2 separate regions of the Homo sapiens genome follow, and region 2 is linked to region 1. Evidence: chromatin contacts called from ENCODE Hi-C or POLR2A ChIA-PET data. All regions are on one chromosome and are shown on one strand. The core of a region is the stretch at or near the end of the contact, and the rest is flanking DNA. Distances in the headings are between cores, read along the strand shown. Region 1 holds the start of SCAI (suppressor of cancer cell invasion). Region 2 has its middle 35 kb from the start of WDR38.

Evidence for each region. Hi-C counts contacts between places; a loop is a spot of excess contacts on that map. ChIA-PET counts read pairs that join two places held with the same protein, here RNA polymerase II (POLR2A). Pooled maps may share reads with other maps.
Region 2: a loop to region 1 is called in a pooled map, with 2.4 times the contacts of the local background. The contact joins the enhancer-like site here to the promoter of SCAI in region 1. A Hi-C loop is called at or near these places in 2 of 50 pooled maps. POLR2A ChIA-PET finds 5 or more read pairs at or near these places in 2 of 52 experiments (BJ and GM12878).

Annotation. Positions count from the first base shown.
Region 1 is chr9:125,141,886-125,145,241 of GRCh38, forward strand. SCAI (suppressor of cancer cell invasion) reads right to left here and starts at 1,643. Exons shown (of 18, transcript NM_001144877.3): 1 at 1,500-1,643; 2 at 748-792. The coding sequence starts at 1,552. RefSeq lists a silencer at 1,262-1,761.
Region 2 is chr9:124,817,000-124,820,355 of GRCh38, forward strand. No RefSeq gene overlaps it. Among named protein-coding and RNA genes, the nearest start is that of WDR38, 35 kb to the right of the region's middle. Within about 2 kb of position 1,797, at least 10 of the 41 ENCODE cell types and tissues checked have a DNase peak (open chromatin) inside an H3K27ac peak, as active enhancers do.

The sequences.
Region 1 (3,356 bases), core at 393-2,892:
TTCGTACACAGTACTTGGCACATAGTAGATGCTCAATAAAATTAGTTTATTTTTTGAGGCAGGGTCTTGCTGTGTTCCCCACACTGGAGTGCAGTGGCATGATCACGGCTCACTGCATCACTGCAGCCTTGACTTCCTGGGCTCAAGCAATCCTCCCACCTCAGCCTCTTGAGAAGCTGGGACTACAGGTCCACAACACCCGCTCAGCTAGTTGGTTTTTGTTTTTTTAATTTTTTGTTTTTGTGGGTACATAGTAGGTGTATATATTTATGGGACCGGCTAGTTTTTCAATTTTTTGTAGAGACGGAGTCTTGCTCTGTTGCCCAGACTGGTCTTGAACTCCCAGGCTCAAATGATCCTCCTGCCTCAGCCTCCCAAAGAGCTGGGATTGAAGGCATGAGCCACCCCAGCCAAGATGAGCTTTTTAAACAGAGATGCTGGAGAAAATGAAATTATGGCTAAGGTTAAAAAAAAAAATAGCTGAGATCCTTACACAACATCAAAAAGTAAAAAAGTAGGATTTCTCAAGATTTCCCACATTATCTTAGATACCAAGAAAAAAAAAATCGACTGTAGAGGTAGTAATTTGAAGTCCTCAAAAGAAAAATCATGCATGTGGTTATATTCTTTTAAAAGGGGGATAAATAAGAAACTTCATCTACTGACAGTATACAATTATGCAGTACGGCACAGGTGCAGCCAAGCAAAAAGAAAAACATGAAGCAAAATAGGAAGGCACTGCCTTACCTGCTTCTCCGTTTTCGAGGCGGTTTCTCCACTGTGCCAGTCAGTCTGCAGACCAAACAAATAAGACGGTAACTAAAAGTAACATACAAGAAAACATCTCCCGGCGCTACCGTGCCAGTCAAGAACTAAATAGACCACCCTCTGGGACCACAGGCTCGCCAAGCCCAGATCTGACCTTACAAACGCCTCATGCCCTGTTTCCCCTATTTACCAAGACCTAGCATTCCTGGGACTCACCGTTCCCCCAATTCCCCCTGAGCTCAAACCTTCCTGGTCCCTCACCCCATCCTCGACCCCTGCTCGTCACAGCCCAGCTCCCCAAAATCACCCACCTCCACCTACTCATTGTCTGCCTCGTCACCCCCGCAAGCCCCCCTAGCCTCCCCTTTCCTGTGCCCACCCGTTCCCGACCGTGCACTGCCCCCTCCACGCCCCGCCTCTCCGGGCCCGGCGACCCCCGCATTCCACGGCCCCTCCGGGGGCGCGCCCGCCTTGCCCCTCCCGGCCCCGCGCCGCCAGCCTCACCCCTCGGCGCCCCTTCCCTCACACGCCCCTCTCACCTGGCCTCGAGGAGGCGATCGCGCCCAGCCCGCGCCGCCGCCTGCAGGCGCCCCCAAGGTCCCCCCAGCCTGCACCCCCCGCCCCTCCGGTCTCTGCGCCCCGAATGCTCCACCGCCCCGAGCCGCTGCCCCTGGGCCCGCTCCCTGGCCCCCACCCCATCCCCAACCCCGGCCTCCACCCAGCCCCCGCACCTGGGGGCCAGGCGACTCCGCGGCTGCTGGGGCTGCCGGGCTCCTCTGACCATCCGGCTCCTGCTCCGCCGCGGGAGCTGCTCCGGCGGCCGCAGGGCTCGCTCGGGAAGCTGAGGCGGCGGAGGCTGGAGTAGGCGGAGAGGCGGGAGGAGGGCCTCGCGCCTCTGCCAGGCTTGCCGCGGGGCCCGCCTCCTCCGCGCCTCTCCTCGGCTCCCATTGGCTAGAGCAGTAGTGTGGACGGAAATCTGTCAGTCGATTGGACGCTCGGCCCGTCACATCCCGCGCTGCCCACCCAGAGGTTTGGTTGAGACTGCAGGTGGCGGCGGAGGTGCCTTAGAGATTGCTAGCAGGGCCGGAGGAGACCCTAGCGCCACCATGCGTCTAAAAGTAGGAACTGCACCCCCGGCTCCAGACACCTGCCCCAGGTTCTCCTGGCTCTGCGTCCTGCATACCACACACCTGCTGGCGCCCCTCCACCTCTGCACCACGCCAGGACCGAAAACAAGCCCTGAAATCTCCCAATTTCTTCTAGCAGGTGAGACAGTGAGGCAACTCTCACAAACGTGTTTCCTTTTAAGCCACCTCGAATGCGATCCTTGTCCCTACATCTTGCTGAAATTGTCTCACAGCTCACAGCTACCCCTCAAAAAGGACCCAGCCAGAAAACTCTAAGAATCCACCAAAATAAAGCATGGTTTGGATGCTCAATCCTCTGCAGAAAAGCTCACTAGCTTGGGTGCAGGCTTTTAAGAAAGTAAGATTTTTTTTTAATTACCATGAAAGAAAAATCAGCACTACAAACAGAACCAATGCCATACTAAAAGCAACGTGTTCCATTTTGAAAGGCCTGGACAAATTTGATCCCTGAATGGAAGCTGACCATCCTGATTGTGTGACCATTGCAAGTTCTACACCAATTAATCAATTTTAAAATAAATTGTACTGTATTTTTTGACAAACAGGCATGCAAAACTGCCTTTCATAAGCATAGTTACCCTTCTTCTGCTTTAACAAAGCCATCCTTGAAAATAAGACTCAGCTCATTAACGTATTATAAAATTCTTGAAGGTGGGAAGGCCTCTCTAAATCTCTACTCCTGTGTGAACTTGTTTGGTATATTCTCAGCATCTGTTCAGAGTTGGGAGGAGGCATAAAACTTTCTCTTAAGTCACTTCCATTTTATTAGAACATCTTTTATGCCTCAATAATATGACAGCGTCGAGTAGTACATGTCAACATTGGGGTGGGGAAAATCTCTCATTGATCTCCATAAGCGGCAAAAATTAGGATACTAGTTTTTCACAAAACCAAATGTATTTGGTGTAAAGAGTTGTCTTTTCTTCTGAGATGGTCCTACCTACATCTTTAATGGTAAAATGACTTTCCATTTATGAAGTAATACTGACGGTAAATTGTAGTAGGAATTGAAAAATTGCTTTGAAAAAATGTCAAATCTCTGTTGGTCCCCCAAATTAGTATTTCACGTAATCCTAAAGTCACAGAACCACAAATCACCTCAATCTCAACTAACAGTTTCCACCCATATTATCAAGCCAGAGAGAGGAAAGAACTCGAGAATAATTTGTGTCAGACGAAGGGGGATCATCAACTCACTAGGGAAGTAATCTTGAAATACATTTATTATATTCCTTATTAAAAATCCATTGCCTGCTTTTTAGCATCTTCCATAATTGACCAATCCTCACTGATATATGGCAGATATTGTCAATAAAACAGGACCTATTCATTTCTTACGCCTTCCCAAAAAGGATCCTCGAGTCTTCACATTGTGTCCAAGTGATCTCTGCTTATTTTAACTCTGTAAGACATACAAATCCCATCATTCCAGTCCACACT
Region 2 (3,356 bases), core at 547-3,046, 320 kb before region 1:
GGACGTCAAGGGTACAGTGGACAGAAAGTGGCAGCAAGTGGACACTGTCCTCAATATACTCAGAGAGATGGAATGGATGGAAAGGGAACAGCTCTCTCCCATATGATTCAGGCCCTCACATGGCAGCTTAGAGGAGCTGTCTCAACTACTCATGGGTGGACTTGGATTAAGACCATCTCCACCCCCACATACACAGATGCACAGATGCCCACAGACACACTTGCTCAGCCAGACCTCCCTCCGCAGCCTCCCCCAGTGGGAGGCCAGATTTGGCAGACCTGGGCACTGTCCCTGTAGCCCCTGGCAATGATAGGGGTCCTGCTCTCCATAGACACACCAACCAGAAACATAACAGCAATGCCACTCCACCACTGCAGTGGCCACTGGAGCCACATCCTTCTCACCCTGCACACACCCCTGGGGCTGACTCTAGTCCCATGCAAGCCAAAATGGCTGGGCTTTGGGTGACCTGGATCATGACATCGCTCCTTGAGCCCTTCACCAGCCTGTCCCATCTGCTCCCCACTACCCCATTTTTCCTGGCTTAAGACCCCAGCCAGAGGTCCAGCGTGGTGGCTCACACTGGTAATCCCAGCACTTTGGGGGCCTGAAGCGGGAGGATCACTTAAGCCCAGGAATTTTTAGATCAGCCTGGGCAACACAGTAAGACCCTGTCTCTGCAAAATACTAAAAAATTAGCCAGGCATGGTGGTGCATACCTATAGTCCCAGCTACTCAGGATGCTAAGGTGGGAAGATCACTTGAGCCTGGGAAACAGAGCAAGACTCTGTCTTTTTTTTTTTTTAAAACGGAGTCTTGTTCCGTCCCCCATGCTGGAGTACAGTGGCACGGTCTCAGCTCACTGCACCCTCCGCCTCCTGGGTTCAAGAGATTCTCCTGCCTCAGCCTCCCACATAGCCGGGATTACAGGCACCCACCACCAAGCCTGGCTAATTTTTGTATTTTTAATAGAGAAGGGGTTTCACCACGTTGGCCAGGCTGGTCTTGAACTCCTGACCTCAGGTGATCCACCTGCCTCGGCCTCCCAAAGTGCTGGGATTACAGGCTTGAGCCACCATGCCTGGCCACTAATTACTATTAATTTATGAGTTTACCTGCTTCACATCCATCTCCCCTCTGTGAGCTCTGTGAGAACAGACCTCGTTCCCCACTGTGTCAGCACCCAGGAGATTCTCAACGTATGTCCTCAGATAACCAACTGATGTATGTTGAAACCTTGGGCAAGTTCCTACATGAACTCCTGAGCCAGCCACCCTTGGCTCTGAAGCCATGGCCGCTGCACAAGCTACACTTCTTTCATTTATTTGTGCAGCAATATTTGTTAAGTCAGGTTCCACACAGAAATCTCTAGAATGCCATCTCAGATCATGGAGGCTGGAGAGCAGACAGGATATTAACGGCGACTCTCTTCATCTTGCGGTTCTAGGAAAATGAGAAAACCCATCTTCAGAGAAAAACACCTGCCTAAAAACCCCCACCCCAGTCTGCAACTACAAAAAAAAGCTGTGGCCTTTCTCTTGTCTGTGGCAATAACACTCACAGCACTGGATATGGCAGGCACACGGCTGGCTGTGCCCTGATCCAGTGTTCAAGGCAAGCCTGTGGCCCACAGAGGCTGAGGCCATAGAGCTCTGTGGGCTCGGGGGCTGGACAGGCTTATCTCTGACCTTTATCATCCTGGCGGACAACATCACATGCCAAAAAGAGCAGTCACCGGGCGATTGTGAGTAAGCTCTTAGCCTGAGGCTCAGTGCACGGTGGGCGTTCAGGAAGTGGTGGCCACTGTCAGGGTTGTGACCAGGTGGTTCTCTGCTCAGAGCATCTGCTCTCTGTCCTGGCAGGTCTGCATGTCATGTGCTGTGGGCTGTGCACCATGACACATACCTTCCGTGTGCCAGGCTCAGAAGCACCATGTTCAGCAAGTCCCTTCCCTGCCCTTGAGAGCCTGCTGGGAGCAGGGAAGCCACACTCAACCACACCCTCTCGCTGAGCTTTACTGCTGGAAGAGTGGAGAGCCCGGGGCCTCCATGTGCCTTGCTAAGGAGTGTGGGCTGCTCCCGGAGCCACAGGAGCCATGGGAATCCGCACAGGAGCCACGGAGCGGCCCACACCTCCCAACCAGCTTTGGATCAGGGCAAGGGAGCCTCCCCTGGTCACCTCAGGTGGTACAGTCCTCGAGAGGGCCCTCTCTGCTCTTTAGACTTTTTTCCTGCGACTTCAAGGTTCCAAATCTCCCCGTGGCCAGTGTGGGAAAGGAATGAGTAGGAACCATCTGCAGGAGCTACATCGTCCAAGCCTTTGCTCTAAGCCAGGTGTGGTGCTGATTCTTTATGGCACTATCTCATTGAATCCTCCCAGTAGCCCCATAAAATTGGTACCGTTGCTGCCCACATTTCACAAATGAGGAAACTGAGGCACAGGCTGCTACAGTGTTTAAGGCCACCCACACAGCTGGAAGTGGCTGAGCTGCAGTGCCACCCTCTCAAAAAGCTGCACCAATCGTCCTCGACCTCAGCCCACATAGGCTCATGTCAGAATCACTGGAGAGTTTCAAAAGATGCTGGTGCTCAGACGCCACCCTGGACCATATACCAGTCCGTGGGAGCGAGGACCAAAATTTGGAGGGTTTTATTTAGTTTTATTTATTTGTTTATTTATTTCGAGACAGGGTCTCACTCTGTTGCCCAGGCTGGAGTGCAGTGGTGCAATCATGGCACAATGCAGCCTCTACCTCCCATGCTCAGGCTATGCTCCAGCCTCAGCCTCCCAAGTAGCTGGGGCAACAGGCACACACCACCATTCCCAGCTAAGTTTTTAAAATTTTTTTATAGAGATGAGGTCTCACTATGTTGCCCAGGCTGGTCTCAAACTCCTGACCTCAAGCCATCTTCCTGCTTTAGCCTCCAATGTGCTGGAATTACAGGCATGAGCCATGGTGCCCAGCCGTTTTGGGCGGGTTTTATTTATTTATTTAGAGACGGAGTCTCACTCTGTTACCCACGCTGGAGTGCAGTGGCGAAATCTTGGCTCACTGTAAACTCTGCCTCCTGGGTTGAAGAGATTCTCCTCCCTCAGCCTCCTGAGTAGCTGTGATTACAGGTGCACACCACCACACCCAGCTAATTTTTGTATTTTTAGTAGAGAGGATTTCACCGTGTTGGTCAGGCTGGTCTCGAATTTCTGACCTCATGATTTGCCAGCCTCGGCCTCCCAAAGTGCTGGGGTTACAGGCATGAGCCACCGTGCCCAGCCTAATTTTTGTATTTTTGGTAGAGACAGGATTTCACCATGTTGGCCAGGCTGGTCTCGAATTCCTGACTTCAGGTGTTCCACCC